Regions from separate parts of the Homo sapiens genome. Here region 2 is linked to region 1. The links are chromatin loops, found by intact Hi-C in ENCODE. Cell type or tissue: Caco-2. All regions are shown on one strand. Links, peaks and the distances in the headings refer to the core of each region. The heading gives the core; the rest is flanking DNA.

The links. A loop is a pair of places that touch in the nucleus more often than their neighbours do. Peaks named below come from ENCODE experiments on the same cell type or tissue, not always from the same donor. Only the 100,000 strongest peaks of a DNase experiment are listed, where the experiment ranks them.
Region 2: a loop joins it to region 1, with 6 times the contacts of the local background. A loop is called at or near these places in 5 of 110 quality-filtered maps.

The regions. Positions count from the first base shown.
Region 1 is chr13:32,220,777-32,229,547 of GRCh38, reverse strand. FRY (FRY microtubule binding protein) reads right to left here. Exons shown (of 61, transcript NM_023037.3): 37 at 5,163-5,313; 38 at 4,512-4,615; 39 at 3,574-3,759; 40 at 894-1,092. Among named protein-coding and RNA genes, the nearest start is that of ZAR1L, 90 kb to the left of the region's middle. In Caco-2, for the core only: a CTCF peak has its summit at 1,109 (motif pointing left); DNase peaks (open chromatin) are centred at 1,047 and 3,717.
Region 2 is chr13:32,164,859-32,173,629 of GRCh38, reverse strand. It overlaps FRY (FRY microtubule binding protein), which reads right to left. Exons shown (of 61, transcript NM_023037.3): 18 at 2,360-2,618; 19 at 81-263. Among named protein-coding and RNA genes, the nearest start is that of FRY, 140 kb to the right of the region's middle. RefSeq lists an enhancer at 7,172-8,371. In Caco-2, for the core only: no CTCF peak of the experiment used is centred there; DNase peaks (open chromatin) are centred at 4,029, 4,509, 5,299 and 7,669.

The sequences.
Region 1 (8,771 bases), core at 597-8,596:
TAGGCACCATCAGCTCCTGTCCTAAGCTTCCTGCACATTAAATCCCACATTAAGTTGAGAGCTGCACAAAATAACCTGAATCATGAATTGTGGAAAGAAAATACTCTTTTTTTATTGTTTGCATTAATTGATGCATTAGCTGAAGAAAGCAAGATCACATGAGATATTAGATAACACATACACAGAGTAGATTTCCAGGACTTAACTCACTGAGAAAGGGGAGCATGCCACCCAGTCACAAGTAAGCATGTTTTACACAACTACCAGACCGCAGGGTGTTAGAAATCCTGAAGCCTTACAAGCTAAATGGTTAATAAGAAGAACCAGAAGACCTAACCAGTACCACTTGCAGTTTTTCTTGGTTTTGATTTATTAGTTTGATTCCTTTCCTATTATGCTTCCTATTGTTTCTGGTTTCTGACTGCCTTTTACAAATGACTCTTTGGACCAGATGAACAGACAATGGTCCCCTTGGCAGCTGCTTCTGGGTTGATCATGGCTAATATCCTTGATTTCCAGAGTGAAGTTCTCTGCCAAGTCTCAGAACTACTAACCCCTGGCAGCTCTGATAGATGGCTAAAGGCATGCTCACTGTGGGGCACTACCATCTCCTGCCTCCATCTGCTGCATCATCATTATCCACAAAATCCCCTTGCCCATCAACTGTCACATCAGTGGGATCCTAGAAACTGCTATTGATGTCTGCCTTTCACAAATTGTAATTCTCTGTATCTCAGTGTCTGTTCACACAGACTCCAGCAGTTGCAATTGAGAAGAGAAACAGGACTTTGTTAGAACCCCAGGATCACTTTTCCATCTGTGTGGTTTAAAGCGTTGGCAATTTTCCGAAAGACCAACCTGCAAACAGCAGCGGACTCCTAACCCCTTATTACCTGGTCGTGAGAAACTCAATGAGCTTGTTTGCCTTCTCATCTGTTTCAGCAGCTGTGTCCACATCTTCTACCTCCTGGGTCATCTGTGGGAGGTTTCCACTGCTGCCTCCCAGACTGATGCTAGAGGAGGTGGAGCTTGAACTAAGCCCTGAGTCAGGCACCGGGGATGACTGGTCCTCTCTCAGGAAGTCAAAGCCACCTGGTGGGAGAAGAAGGTCAAGGAGGGATGTACTAGGCAGTGTGCTTGTCAGCATGCTTAATGAGGTCCACAGAGGAGGGCAGGGAAGTGTGGAGTTATTTAAATTCTGGGGAGAAAATGGTTGCTTTCGGCTGTGGCTATGATTAAATGAGACTGACAGTTTTTCTTTGTTTAGGAAATCAGTTGCACTGCTGTGTAAATGAGTGTGTATTTGGGAATAGGAGGTGATCTGCTGCTTTCTACTCTGCTATTTTAGTTGATACTTTCTATAAAAGGAAGGTATGTATGCGTGTTTGTATGCATGCATGGACCAGGCAAACAACCAGTTCAACTGTAACAGTTCATCTACTAACTGTGCTCTTAATAAATTATTCCTGGGTATTAGTCTTCTTAAACATGTGAAACGGGCTGGGCGCGGTGGCTCACGCCTGTAATCCCAGCACTTTGGGAGGCTGAGGCGGGTGGATCACAAGGTCAGGAGATCGAGACCATCCTGGCTAGCATGGTGAAACCCTGTCTCTACCAAAAATACAAAAATTAGCCGAGCGTGGTGGTCGGCACCTGTAGTCCCAGCTACTCGGGAGGCTGAGGCAGGAGAATGGCGTGAACCCGGTGGGTGGAGTTTGCAGTGAGCTGAGATCGCGCCGCTGCGCTCCAGCCTGGGAGACAGAGTGAGACTCTGTCTCAAAAAAAAAAAAAAAAAACCATGTGAAATGATACCCTGTTTGAGGATACCAGTCACTTAATGGCTGGTTACTTTTACATAATATTTTTGAGTAAATGTGCCCAGAAGCTTTAGTATTATGTGTATATTGATATATTTTAATAGAATATGTTTTATGGTATTCAAAGAAATATGGCATAAGCAAATACTGTTTCTTCATTATATACTTGGTTGACATTCTATACCTCTGGGTAGGCTGTGGGTTTGAAAATGTATATATGCAACTATCCCTTTTCCCCTATTTAATAATCATAAAAAGTATGTAGTGCTGGTGTGTGTCTGATAGATATACTGAATTAGAAGTGAGGAGTCCTGGGTTTGAATAACATTTCTGCCACTTATAGTGTAGCCTCAGGGAATTTATGGAATTCTCTGTATCTCAGTGTTCTATTATAATAAAGTCAAGACAATAATTTCTGTCACACACATTTTTAGTGTGTATTTAAAGCAACTATAGTTGAAACTAGGTGCTTAATAAATATTTATAAAAAAAGAACATTTCCCATAATCTTTGTACACCTATTCCCTGTGTCCTGTAGAGCCAGTCACTTTAGCTATCTACTGTTTGTCTTGCCTATGAATATTGTATGCGTTTTTGGTAAATCTTCACTTTAAATCATTTATACCATATCAGTGGTATAATAAATGCAAAACTGATTACACAGAGATACCCAACTTATCAGATATTACAGTTTTCTCTGCCTAACATTTAAGAAAGTACATTCTTATCCTCAGGACTTAGAGCAGCTAGAACTCTTCAGTTTAAACATCTACAGCAAAGGGAGTTTTGTGTTTCTAAGAGGCTATTGATAGGTTATTTTCAATTAAGTGTAGCTTGGTTCAAAGTGAAGTGCTTAAATTGAGGTCAGTAGGCCTTAGGTCTTAGAGATAATGATGATTTCATATTTGTTTTCCAAACAACTATGTTAACATCTGTTAGAAGCCAATACAGTGGTGGGTACAAGTGATAAATAAAAGGTGCACCCTTTTCACAGTAATGCAGAAAGCACACAGTGACATGTGAAATGTCGCACCACAGCTGGCGCCAATGCAATGTGTAAAATGAATAGGTAAAAAAAAAATTAGTCCCTGAACTCTGTTAGTTGGTAATCTTCATCATCATTTTAAGATATTTTAAACGTTCTGGTTCTAAATGAAAACCACTATTACCCGTTTTCATGAATGGCGTGACATGGCAGAGTAATTTCTTTGTCTCAGTTAATGCCATCTGTTCCTATTTCTAAGAATTTTTTTTGGTTTCAAAACAGCAATGGCTTTTAACAGGCTCCCACTAATGGTGTCTTCAAGGAAAAGGTCAATCATTCAAAAGTGAAAATTCCTTCATGGGCACTAGAAGGCACACAAGTGATACATCCGGCACCTTGGCTGTGACCTGCTCTCAGGCAGTAGCAAGGGTCACTATTTTGTGTGTTCTCATCCTTCGGTGTTCTAGACTGCTGCTCCTGGCCAATGGGCACTTACATTTCCAATGCATCAGGAGGAACATATTCAATGGGGCAGCAATCATATATATAACCAGGAAAAATATATTTCAAATATTCAATAATAAAGAAAGCTTTTGAGAGGCAAGTTCACATCAAGTGAAATGGTGTGTATTTATTGTACTGTTGATTTACCACGTGGAAAGTTGGAGGTCATAGCATGAGAGAAGTTAACTTGGGCTCCACTGGCACCCGCAGTTAGTTATCTCTGCATTTGTAACTGTCCTAGGCTCTCTACCAGTCCTTCTCTGTTACCTGTATAGAGATATTCAGGTTGGTAGGCTGGCTGCACGGTTAGAGTCTTAGCTTCACCCATCTCTCGGGTCTGCAGGAGCACGGAAGCAATGGAATGGAAATTGCTGTTGCAAGAGAGGGCAATCAAGAGGTGAAGAAGCAGTTTTTTGCTGTGTTCAAAGACTTCAGGCCGGTAGTGGTCTAAACCTGGAACAAAACAGTAGAATCTAAGTATAAACAAACGTTAAGCTCGTTTAGATTCCAGGGATAGTAAAGATTCCAGGATACTCAGGAGGAACATGTTAAAAGAATGTTTAGTTTTCTTTGTTATTGTTTGGGTTACCAACATACAGGAGTTGGGCTTAGGAAAAATAAAATGCTTTATTTCTTAAGTAAAATGTTCTCATAAAATGCTGATAGATGAACTTTTCTTGACCTCTCTGTAGCATTTGATGTGGTTAGCATTCCTTCTTCTTGAGATGTTCTCCTCCTTGGATATCCCTGTTACTGAAAGATTCTAATTTTATTAGTCTCTTTCTTACTGAATTTCTGAGTTTCCCTGGCTGGTTCCCCTTCCCATTTTTGCTCTACAAAGCTCAGGGCTTGGCCCACTCCGTCCTATATCCTTTCTTTTTATACGCTGACTATGCCTCATAGCTTAAAATTTACCATTTCAGCCGAAGACTCTCAAAAAGGCCCAACTTATTTTGGATATATTTGTAGATGTGGCACTAGTGAGAAACCACTGTATTTACATGGTAGAAATAGAGCAATTTCAAACAGTGACCAAGTAGCTGACATTTCAGAGCAGATGTCACAAAAGGGCAATGAAAAATGGTGGAGATAGAATATTCCCGAAATGAGTCAAACAGGATGTCAATGTGAAAGGAAATCTCTACGGATTACTTCTGTATATTTTTAACCCGATTGGCTAGAATGCCTTTTAGATCCAGTCTTACCTAAGAAGACAGCATGAAGTAATAATGGTAGATGAAGCGCCCAGTCTTCTCGTACACTGTGATCCACCACCATTTCAGTCATAAAAATTACAGCAATATTGCACCTAATCAATGAAATAATGAAATTAATGCAACTTCTGAAGGGGATGGAAATACTAGTAGATCATTAAGTTACAGTACAATATAACTCTTAAGTGTTTTTAAAACATTATATAAGGCTCTTATTCGGGGGAAATAGAGTTTAACTTGTAACACAGCATAGAGCTCCACAACAATAAGAAACATTGGTTGAGCTAATCACATAAAGGAGAGTCTACTAGCCACTAGGCAATAAGAGCTAAGGGATGAAGAGAAATCAAAGACAAGGTCCCTCTCATCAAGTTGCTTACAGTCTAAAAAGCATCACAGAATGCATGCCCATATCCAGATTACATCAAGGAGAAATTCAAAGGTCACAGGCAGCTTTGAATGTTGATTAACATTTGACCAAACTCTGCTAATATGCTGGAAGCTGACAGTCAAATCAGGCAGGATCCCACTGATTGATAAGATAATTTAATGTGGTGGGACCTGGACTAGGTTTTTCTCTTGTCATAGGTAGAAAAGTCCAGTCAAAGCTAAGATTTCCTTCTCCCCACACATGCTGCTCACCTGTGGAGTGGCCCCCGGGGAGTGATGGTCTCCGGGAGATAGTCAACCAGGGGGGCCCAGCATCCTCCAGTACAAGGCATCGGTAAGGGCTGCGGCTGCTTGGTCTCTGTAATAGTCAGCAACCAGCCCGTGTAGGGAGAAATTGGATCATCTGGAGGGTGAGAAAGACAACTGTGCTTTATTTTCAGGGAGAGGAGACTTGTTTTCTCTACTTGATGTTTTCAGAATAAATTTTAAAAATGTATGCTTGTAAAAATAACTTTATTTTTCATTTTTAAATTTTTTTTAGGGACAGGGTCTCGCTGGCACCCAGGCTGGAGTGCATTGGATTGATCAAAACTCACTGCAGGGCTGGTTACAGTGGCTCATGCCTGTAATCCCAGCACTTTGGGAGGCTGAGGTGGGTGGATCACCTGAGGTCAGGAGTTCAAAACCAGCCTGGCCAACATGGCAAAACCCCACCTCTACTAAAAATACACACACACACAAAATAGCCAGGCATGATGGCACGTGCCTGTAATCCCAGCTACTTGGGAGGATGAGGCAGGAGAATCGCTTGAATCTGGGAGGTGGAGGCTGCAGTGGACCGAGATCATGCCACTGCACTCCAGTCTGGGCGACAGAGTGAGACTCTGTTTGAAAAACAAAAACAAGTCACTGCAGCTTCAAATTCTGGGGCTCAAGAGATCCTCCTGTCTTAGCCTCCCAAGTAGCTAGGACTATAGGCATGTGCCACCACAGCTGGCTAATTAAAAAATTATTATTATTATTTTAAATAGATGGGGTCTCAACATGTTGTTCATGCTGGTCTCGAACTCCTGGACTCAAGTGATCCTCCCACCTTGGCCTCCCAAAGTTTTGGGATTACAGGTGTGAGTGCCTGGCCAGAAATAACTTTCTAATGATTTCATTTGGTGAGTATGAATTACATGATCAAATGGGTGAGAATTACTTGTTTGGGTAACTACTTGCATAGTTATTACTTGGTAACTAATTTATAATTATTCATTATAAAGCAAAGCAGAATACAGATATACGAAAAGAAAAACATTAAATCGTGTTGAATTCCCATCTCTATGAAAATTTGCTTTTCCTCCAGTCTTCCTCATCTCAATAAAGCACAGTTTGGCCTGGTCGCGGTAGCTCACCCCTGTAATCCTAGCACTTTGGAAGGCCAAGGCGGGTAGATCACTTGAGGTCAGGAGTTCGAGACCAGCCTGGCCAATATGGTGAAACCCCATCTCTACTAAAAATACAAAAAATTAGCTAGGGGTGGTGGTACACGCCTGTAATAATCCCAGCTACACAGGAGGCTGAGGCAGGATAATCGTTTGAACCCAGGATGTGGAGGTTGCAGTGAGCCGAGATCATGCCACTGCACTCCAGCCTGGCTGACAGAGCAAGACTCTGTCTCAAAAAAAAAGCACAATTTCATATTTCCAGTTTGCTCAGGACAAGAGACTTAAAGTCATCCCCGACTTTCCCCTCATATCCCATACCCAAATAATAATCACAGTGATGATGACGATAACAACAATAATAAAAATCATAACATTAGGAACTAGCACAGAGGGCTTACTTGATGCCAGGCACTGGCCTATGCATTTCACATATTAATGGCCCAATGATAGGTATCTATTTTATCCCCATTTTGTAGAGAAGAAAGTGAGGTTCAGTAACTTGTCATCCACATATTCAGAGAGCTCTGCCCTCAAAACATCTCCAGAATCTGAGCACTGTTCTCCATCTTCACCACTACTTCTAGACTAAGCCACCATCCTCTCTTGCATGGGCCACTGCAATGGCCTCCTTAACTGTCTCACTGCTTCCATCCTTGTCCTGCAGTCTTCCTCATCTCAATAAAGCACAGTTTTGGCTGGTCGCGGTAGCTCACCTCTGTAATCCCAGCACTTTGGGAGGCCATGGCGGGTAGATCACTTGAGGTCTGTGTTCCACAGAGCAGACAGACCAATTCTTGTAAAACAAGTTCAGTAGTGTCTCTTTCTCTGCTCAACACCCTCCAGCGGCTCTCCACAAATCCACACCCGTGGCCTTTAAGGCCTTACAAGGTCTTCCCCCTCCATGTTCCTCTCCTGGCTTATCTCCTACCAGCGCACCCTTGCTCACCCCACTCCTAGCTTCCTTGCTGTTCTGTGATCAGGCTGGGCCCCATACAGCCTCAGGGCCCTTGTATCTGCTGCTCCCTATGGCTAGGATGCTCATCTGCAGACAGTTGCATGGCTCACTTCTTTGCTTCATTCAAGTCTCTGCCCTAATATCACCTTATTACAGCAGCTTTCCTTGACTACTCTATGTAAATTGACCCCCAACCCCAATCACTTTCTACCCTGCTCGCTCTGCTTTAGTCCCTCCCCCTCCACCCATGGATCACCAATTCACCAGCACCACCTCCCTCCCCAACTCTAATGTAAGCTCCAGGAGAGTGGGGACTTCTTCTGTTCTGTTCATTGTTTTCTCCCTACTACCTACAATGGTGCCTGGCACATGGTAAAGCATCAATAAATATTTGTTGAATGAATGAACGTCACAATATTATCTTTAAAGTAAGTACAGGCCAGGCGCAGTGGCTCATGCCTGTAATCCCAGCATTTTGGAAGGCCCAGGCGGGTGGATCACTTGAAGGCAGGAGTTCAAGACCAGTGTGGCCAGCATGGTGAAACCCTGTCTCTACTAAAAATACAAAAATTAGCTAGGTGTGGTGGCACACACCTGTAGTCCTAGCTACTAGGGTGGCTGACGCAGCAGAATTGCTTGCACCCCAGAGGTAGAGGCTGCAGTGAGCCAAGATCGTGACATTGCACTATAGCCTGGGCTATGGGTGAGACCCTGTCTCAAAAACAATAATAAAAATAAAATAAAATAAGTACAGCAACACTTTCCATGTTTATTTCTTATCATGCTCCCAAAGCAGGCCAGCAGCATTTAAGAAGAGCAATACAGGTGGGCACAGGATTTAACCCAGGTATTTGGCTGCAGACCAGCTGGTTTATTCTTGGGATCAGTTTATGTATTAAGAGGAAGAACATACTATGTCGTCTTTAGGCAATTTTATAATAACATAATTTTTCTTTCCTTCACTTCTGCAAGGTAGTGTGAAGTCATTGGTTTGATGCTGCTGGTCCAGTGTAGAATGCTGGCCTTAACATTTACAGAGCTGGTGGAGGGGTGTCTTCCTGTTGTGACAACTGAGGCTCTGAAGGAGGACAGGCATCAGAAAACCAGAACCAAGAACATCCCACTTTTCATGGGATGTGGCTAAGAGGGTTTCAGTGGAAAAGGTCAGGACTTCCCTCAGGAAGAGTGACTACTGGCTTTTTCTAATACACTGACAAGTGAGCAGCCAGAACCCTATAATTCTATGCCATGAAGCTTGGCCACAACAATTTTAGCCTGGAAAAAATTTAAAGCAGATGCACTAGTAACTCATCTCAGTTCTAACTCTCAGCAAATTACCTACAAGTAACTTACTTGCAACAAATTAACTTCTCAGATAATCATCCAGGATAAGTCAGTTGCCAAATGTACTGCTAGGTAACTAGCTACTCTTCAATAAAACTTGAAAGGGAAACAAAAAGGGAGAATATTGAA
Region 2 (8,771 bases), core at 485-8,484, 56 kb after region 1:
TGCATCATTTGTAGTTTTTAATCTAAATTTCAGAAGAGTTGAAAGTAAGAAATGGAAAAATTCAGAAGACTAATCCATACCTCAGGCTGCCCCAGGGCAATAAACAACGCTCGAATTTCCTTGAGTATTAAAACGGACAGTTTGCGTGTGGCCACCTGGAAACTGCAGAGTAAAACCAGAGCAAAACCTTCTACAGCGTGGAGTACACTGCAGTGGGGACCTCGTTCCGACTGAATTCTGTGACTGGAGCCATTTGCGATGAGCTGTTATGCAATAAGAACAACATTCTGTATTCAGCGAAATAACAAAGGAAGAAGAATACACTCATGTTTTACATATTTTTTGCACATTTGACCTTGTAAATATTAAAATAAATGACCATGGTTTAGAACCAGACATGTCTATGAATTTATTATTATTCATGAAATATCCTAGATCCCCTTCTGTCTTTCAGATCAATTGCTGCTGCGGAATACCATCAACCATCTGTTACTTCTGATGAAAAATAACTCTTCAAAGGCTATTAATGTTGATAAAAACACAACTCCTTTCATGTATACCACTTGGTATTACACTGTATATACAATCAAAGTGGCCAAAGTTGTTATTTAAATTCTCCATAGACTTTTGGATACTATTGAATCGAATTTTCAAACATTTACTTTCTATTTCTCCTTGCTTACTTGTTTGTTAGATTCTAATCTAGGTTTTGCACAGCTCTGTGATGGATTCTGAAAGTTCCCAATCCCCAACCAAGTGAATCTAAAGTAAAAGCAAGCCAGTCAACAGGGAAGTTTCCACCTTCATTTTTGTTTTCCCCTTACAAGCATATATAACCCTTGCTTTTCTACCTATCGTGTTGGCATGTCTACAACACAGGGAAGGGAGAAGGAGCTGAATGTCATCTCTGGGGTTAGCCTCTAAGGAATCCCAGCTGTTCCCCAGATGCTACTATACTGCCATGAGCCTCCACAGTCTTTAGACTCTCAGTTACACTCTTCTCCAGCCAGACCCCTTTCTCCATCTGCTCATTGCCAATGCCAAGTTCCCACCACCCTGGTTCTCCTCTGACAACACTCCTCCTCAATGCGCTCTGCAAAATGTTATCACTACCTTAACCATTTAGGACTGAGACATGAAAGGATAAAGAAACCACAAGACTGCACTGTCCTCTCCGTGGATATTGAACAAAGCAGCCCATATGTTTCTGGCTAAAAATAACTAGTGGACAGCTGACTTTTATATACCTATATCCACATCCATATCCATATCAATATGTACATCCATATCTACATCCACACCTGCACCTAAACCCACATCCACATCAATATTCACATCCATATCCACATCTACATCCACATCAATATCCACATCTACATCCACAACCCTATCCACATCCCTATCACATCCACATTTACATCCAAATCCATATCTACATCCACACCCACACCCACATCCACGTCCACATCAATATCCACATCCACATCTATATCCACATCTACATCCACATCCATCACATCCATTTATATCCACATCCATATCCTATCTACATCCACACCCACACCTACATCCACATCCATATCCACATCTACATCCTTATCTATATCCACATCCATATCACATCCACATGTATATCCACATCCACATCCTATCTACATCCACATCCACACCCATATCCACATCCACATCTACATCTGCATCTACATCCACACCTACATCCACATCCACACCCACATCCAGCTCTAAGTCCCTGGCCTGTAGTCATTTGTTCTTACAAATAGATTTGCAATCATACTTCTCTGAAAAAACCAATTTCTATTCCCTAAATAGCCTTGTGAATGTTCACAAGTCTAACCTGATGTGGAATATCATGCTCTGAGTTTCTTGGTCACAATTTATGCCAGTGGAAGAACTAAGGCCCACCACCAGGGAGGAAGTTCTTAGGTGGCTGGAAGTAAGAATTCTAAAGGTTCTAGACTGCCACTCATTCACATATATGAATAAAAGAATATAAATTCAGCCGGGCATGGTGGCTCACACCTGTAATCCCACTACTCTGGGAGGCTGAGACGGGAGGATCACTTGAGGTTGGGAGTTCGAGACCAGCCTGGCCAAGACGGCAAAACCCCAATCTCTGCTAAAACTACAAAAATTAGCCAGGTGTGATGTTGTGCACCTGTAATCCCAGCTACTCGGGAGGCTGAGGCATGAAAATCACTTGAACCAGGAGGTGGAGGTTGCAGTGAGTCAAGATCGCGCCACTGCACTCCAGCCTGGGCAACAGAGTAAGACTGTCTCAAAAAAAAAAAAAAAAAAAAAAAAAAAGAATATAAATTCATGGGTAAGGTGTGAAAATCACCTCTGAATTTCTGATTTTGTTGGCTTGTTCATAGACTTTTCCTTGTGTCTGGATGACTAGTTTCCACTGGGTGAGCAGCTGCAGCAGCAACTTCAGGGACGAATCAAGGAGTGTGTGATGCATATCATTTACTTCCCGGAGCAGGAAGTTGGTAAAGCCAAATAGTACATCTTCCCTCCAATCTGAGAAGTCAACAAGTAAACCCTGAAGAGAATTTTGTGCAATATGTCGCAATTCATCATCCATATGAATAGAGAGCCTGTGAAACGAATAAAGGAAAATAAAATCATTTACTTTATTAACTGGTCTTCTAGAGCTAACAAGGATTAATAGATATTAATGTATATCTCTTCTACTTGAGTCTGAAAATGGGTCTCCCTTATTTTTTGCTTAGTAAATGACTTACATAAATACCTTTAAAAAACTTCTAATTTGGCCAGGCATGGTGGCTCACGCCTGTAATCCCAGCACTTTGGGAGGCTGAGGCAGGTGGATTGCCCGAGTTCAGGAGTTCGAGGACAGCTTGGCTAACACGGTGAAACCCCGTCTCTACTAAAAATACAAAAATTAGCCAGGTGTGGTGGCACATGCCTGTAGTCCCAGGTACTTGGGAGGCTGAGGTAGGAGAATGGCATGAACCTGGGAGGCTGAGGTTGCAGTGAGCCAAGATCGTGCCACTGCACTCTAGCCTGGGCAACAGAGTTAAACTCCATCTCAGAAAAACAAAACAAAACAAAACAAAACAAACTTCTAATTTTAGAATTACTGAAGTGCTGCAAAGATAATACAGAGTTTTCCGATATAGCGTTCTTCGGGCCTCCCCTAATGTTAACATCTTATATAACTACGGTACACTGATCAAAACTAAGAACTTAATATTGAGATGAAGCTATTAACTACTTTACTCAGATTTCACCGGTTTTCCAATGATGTCCTTTTTCTGTTTCAGAATGCAATCCAAGATACCACACTGCATTTAGCTGTACTGTATATGAACACTTTTTAATACATCACTGGCTACAGAATAATAAATTAGTATCGAATCCTATTCTTAAGGATGAGGAACCTGAGTACTGGAGAAGCTAAAGGACTCATCCAGAAGCTCAGTATAAATGAACAATCAGAGTCAGGCCTGTGGTCCTAAATCGGTTTTGCTCCTTGGGATATCTGGCAATGTCTGGACACATTTCTGGCTGTGCACCTTGGGGTGTGGTACAGGCATTTCTCTAGTGGGTAGAAGCTAGGGATGCTGCTCAACACCCCAGAATCCTAAGACACCCTACAGGACAGGTCCCTGTGACAAAGAATTTTCTGGCCCAAAATGTCAATAGTGCCAAGGTTGAGACATTTTGAGTAAGTTAACAGAATTCTAGTGTATCTGTGGTTTAATCTAGAACAACACAATAATATTAAATCTTGACATTGGTAGGATGGATTACTGCTAACATACTGCTTTACATATTCATTCATTTATTTAATAAGCAAAGGCTTTTAAGAGAGACCCTCCTAAGATTCAGTCATCACATGCCCTATGTACAGCACTTAGGATATGGAGTTCGGTGTGGCTGTGTCTATTGGGTGAGGTGCCTGCAAGAGTGAGGTGTGAGACAGTGCTGGAGAGGAAGCAGAGGCAGCTCAACTGAAGGGTCTTTGGGCCACTCAGGGAGACAACACAGCAGGGAAGGGATTCAGAGTGTGTACTCTGGAGTCAGAATGCCTGGATCAGGGTCTTGCCTCTGTCACTTATTAGCTACGTGACTTCAGGCTAGTCACTTAATCTCTAAGCCTCAGATTGGTAAAATGGGGATACTAACTGTAACTGCATTCCATAAACCTGTCGTGAGGGTCACTGAATGATCCATGTGCAATATTTAGCACTTCACAGAGCACAGAGTAAGCACTCAGTAACGTTAGCTATTATTAGAAGAAAATGAATTGTATCCTGAAAGTTATAGGGAAAGAAACATGATTAGATTCACGCTTGAGAAAAGAGAGTCAGGCAGGAATAGGGAGAATGTCTTGGAGAAGAAACAAGGCACAGACCATCTAAGAGGTCACTGCAATGACTTAAGCAACAAGTGGTGAGGGCCTGACCCAAAGCATAGAAGTGTGGTGGGGCAAGGGCAGACAGAGGCCAAAGATATTTAGAACTCAGTAGCCTGGAGGTGTTCAGTGGCGGAACATGGCAGAGTCAATGGGGGCTCCCATACCCAGGACAGATATTATCACCAACAAATACAAGACAACATTGTCGCCCAGAGTGGTTAAGGAATTTGCTCAAAGTTAACAAAGGGAAGAGCCAGGAATTCAATTTAGGACTTCTAATCTTTAATCCAAAATACTTCTCACAAAACAAGCCTGACACAAGTCACCCCAGTTATCACTCTCAGATAGTATTTCAAAAGTTTGATAAGATAAGCAAACTCTTGTCTTATTTTATAAAGCATAAAGTACACCAATTGGTCCAGTTTGACAATATAAATCAGGTAAAAAGCTCTTTAGTTCACAGATTTACACTGAGCCAGGGAATATATTTACTGTCTCAAAAGCATGTAAAGTTCTACACAGACACTGAGAAGGAAGATCTAAGCTAATTTTTCAGGGACGTCTTATACAATTAAATCTACAGTTCTTCAGTAGTTGCTGAAAGAAGAATGAGAAGGCTTTAACCTGGGCTTCCAATCTAGAATTGTCTAAAACAGAAGTTTTCAAACTTTCTTTATATTTCATTCAGCAGCATATCTATCTTTTTTTCCAACAAAAGTTTATATAGAGCTCTGTGGTGGTGAATTTTATGTGTCAACTTGGCTGGGCCTCAGTGCCCAGATATTTGACTGACATTATTCTGGATGTTTGTGGATGAGATTAACATTTAAATCAGTGGACTTTGAGGAAAGCAGTTTTCCCTCCCTCATGTGGGTGGGCCTCATTTGACCAGCTGCAGGACTGACTAGAACAAAAGATTGGACTCCCCTGAGCAAGAGAGAATTCAACAGCCTTTAGACTTCATCTGCAACACTGGTTCTTCCTGGTTCTACAGCAGACTGTGTTTGGATTCAAACTGGAAACTTGGCTCTTCTGAATCTCTAGCATGCCGGCCTTCAGACAAGAATGGCAGCACTGGCTCTCCTGCATCTCCAGCTTGCTGGCCCCCCATGAAGGTTTTGGACCTGCCAGTCTCCATAACTACATGAGCCAATTCCTTACAATAAATCTCTTTCTCTCTATATACATCTTATTGTTTCTGTTTCTCTCTGGAGAACTCTAATACAAACTGCAATATATAGATACATAAAGCCTGAGCCACTCTGGTTAAAGCTGGGGTAAAAGGCCTGAAGCCCACCCATCTGGGGAGAAAACACTCCTTCACTCGCCAAGCAGCTGAGTCATCTCTGCAGTCCATGGTTTGAAAACACTAGTTTATGAAAAGCACTTGAAGTCATTTCCCCATCTTATGTTTATTATTCTAATTTACTATATTTATACCTGTCTATGGACCTGAAGGTCTTAGAAAATAAGCTTCCACAGATAACAAGCCACCGTTTTTAGGACAGGTAATAGTTTAGTAACCAGGAATTGCAGACACTACATAAATGTTAACTGATAGTAATGACAGTGTTCATAATTTTGTGTCTCCCACAAAATTCATATGTTTAAGTCCTAACTCCCAGTACCTCAGAATGTGACCTTATTTGGAAATGAGGTCATTGCAGATGTAATTAGCTAAATTAAGGAGAGGTTGTGGGCCCCTAATCCAATATGACTGGTGTCCTTATAAGAAGGGCACTTTTGTAGACAGACAACACACGTGGATAATGCCATATGAAGATAAAGGCAGACATCAGGGTGATGCTTCTACAAGCCAAGGGATGCCAGAGTGCCAGCAAACTACCAGAAGCCATGTGAGAGGCTTGGAGCAGATTCTCTCTCATAGTCTTGAGCAGGACACAACCCTGCTGACACCTTGATCTTGGACCTCTAGCCTCCAGAAGTGTGAGAGAATAAATTTTTGGTGTTTAGGCCACTCATTTTGTGACACTTTGTTACAGCAGCCCTAGCAAACCAATATAATCATGAAACCAGACAAGCACCAAGGACGAAAGCCATGTCATGGTCTATTTTCATGAAGCCTTTAAGTAAGGGCCAATACTTTCAGCTTTCCAAATGAGATTGATTCTACTCGTCATCTAACTTTGCTCTCACGCACAATTTGCAATCTAGAATCTGTTTTAACTTCAAACCCACAATGCAGGATCATTTTCAGGACTCTTGGAGCCCCAGGGCAGTGTAGTCCTTGCTATTCTTGGTGGCCATGTCTCTTAAAATGACAGTGTTTACATGCTCTACCACTGAAAGGCTCAAAAATATTCCTGGAGGAAGAAGACCAGGGAGGGGAAAGGGCTTCTGGGATAGAAGGCTCAGCTGGTTATAAAAGTGGAATGTTTGTAGAAGAAAAAGGCCCAGCTGCCACAGAACTGAGACTGAATGGAAATCACCTATCAAGACGAGTCTGTGGGTAGTAGGTGAGGGGTAAGGGGAAGAAGCTGTGAAGAGGACAAAGCTCCCTCCCTGTGTCTGTCCCTCGAAGCATATAAGCAGAGGGCTGCCTGTCAGATACAGTTGCCATCTCTTCCACTCAGTTCTTCCTCATTTTTACTTTTGTTAGATTTTGACCAGATAATCAAGATCTTGTGAAACACATGGGATTTTACATTATAAAGCGGGAAAAAAATAGCTATCTAAAAGGGAAAGGAAGCCTTGGAGTTAAATGAGAAAGATGTCCAGCCATTCTGACTACTCAGGAAAGTAGCGTAGAGCTGGCCTACAGATTTACAAATCCTATTAGATCTCCTTCTCTAGCAAGGATGAGGGTGGGGGACAGCAGTTCCCCCAGCTGGGCCATCTTCATAGAGAAACTAGACCAGGAAAGAAAGAACAGGTCTCAGCTGCAAATTAAACAGACGCAGTTATAATTTTAAAAACTGTCCTTTGAGAGAGTTTGGTGGCAACAATTAAGAGGGAACAGAAAGACTTTAAGAGAAAGCAACTTGAGAAGATGTCTGGCTAGCTTGGGGAACTAAGGCTAAATTTCTGAAAAGCTGATTTGGCTCTCAGAAGCCTAAAATAAAAGAAACCAGTGTTGCCAATACCAGTTGCAGCTGCCCCTCCCAGGCAGCTGGGATCAGGAGCACTAAGCAGGCCTGGCATGATTCTCACTGCTCACGTCAGAAAGCGAATGCATAGCTGTATTCTGCACAGGCCACGTGTGCCACTGCCAATGGTCCTGGGCCCTGTCTGCGGTGATGGAGAACAAGTGAGTGGTGTGATCACAAGGGCACGTGCTGCTCAGACAAGGGTGCTACTGAACAAGTCAGGACATGTCATAAAATGAGGAAATAGAACTTGGACAAAGCTGCCTTCTTTGTTGGTCAGATCAGAAATATGACTTTTAATGGAAAACACTTGTGTAAGGTAAGCTTCAGATTCTGATGGAATCAGCTTAGTAGCTTTTAATAATGTTCTTGTACAGAGATACATGAAAGAAAAGGGGTGATTTCAAATTCACAAACCATATCCAGAAGAAAAGATAAATTAGGAGAAACATCCTCCTTTGAACTAGGCAAGATAAGCAAAAGCTTATTAGAAAGAAGTGCCCCACAATGTCAACAAGGGCCGTGGAGGAAGAAACACTGAAAGTGAAGCCCAGCAGACAAGGATTTCCAAAAGAAGGAGCTTGAGAGAGGTGGACTGTTCACCACCAGGGTAGTTCACCAGAAGGGGTGGAAATTTCTCCTTGGAGGCTATTAAAGAATGAACCCCCATCTATCTACAGTGGTTCGAACTATATCTCAATTAAAATACAGAAATATGACTAAGTGAATTATTGAGGCAATATATACAATTGAGACAAGTTCTCTTTCAGCTACTCCAAACAACTAACCACTTTCCACAACACAGGCATATGTGGAAAAGGGAAAGCAGAATAAATGTTTAATGATTTTTAGATACCCTAGAAGACTGTGGAATCTGTGTATGCATTATCTTAGAAGTTTCTACAAATAATAAGGAAACACCACATAAAACGTGTTTATTATTTTGCATAAAACCAATGACATTTGGAAAATTCTATAAATTTGGGCAATCAGATTTACCCTTCTGAAATTCAATGTCCTTATCTAAAAATAAGAATGAACATGTGCCCAGCTTACCTAACATAATGTATATGAAATGCATTGTATAGCACGGTGTATGTTCTTTGAATGTGAAGATATCTAAAAATAATAAACTAACATTTGCTGAGAGCTTTGAAAGAGGAGGGTGAATACTCAACAGCAAGCCCTTGGTGCATGCAAAGCACTGCAGGAAGTGACAAGGAAAGGAGCCTGTGGACTCCTAGTGAAAGCTCCCTCTT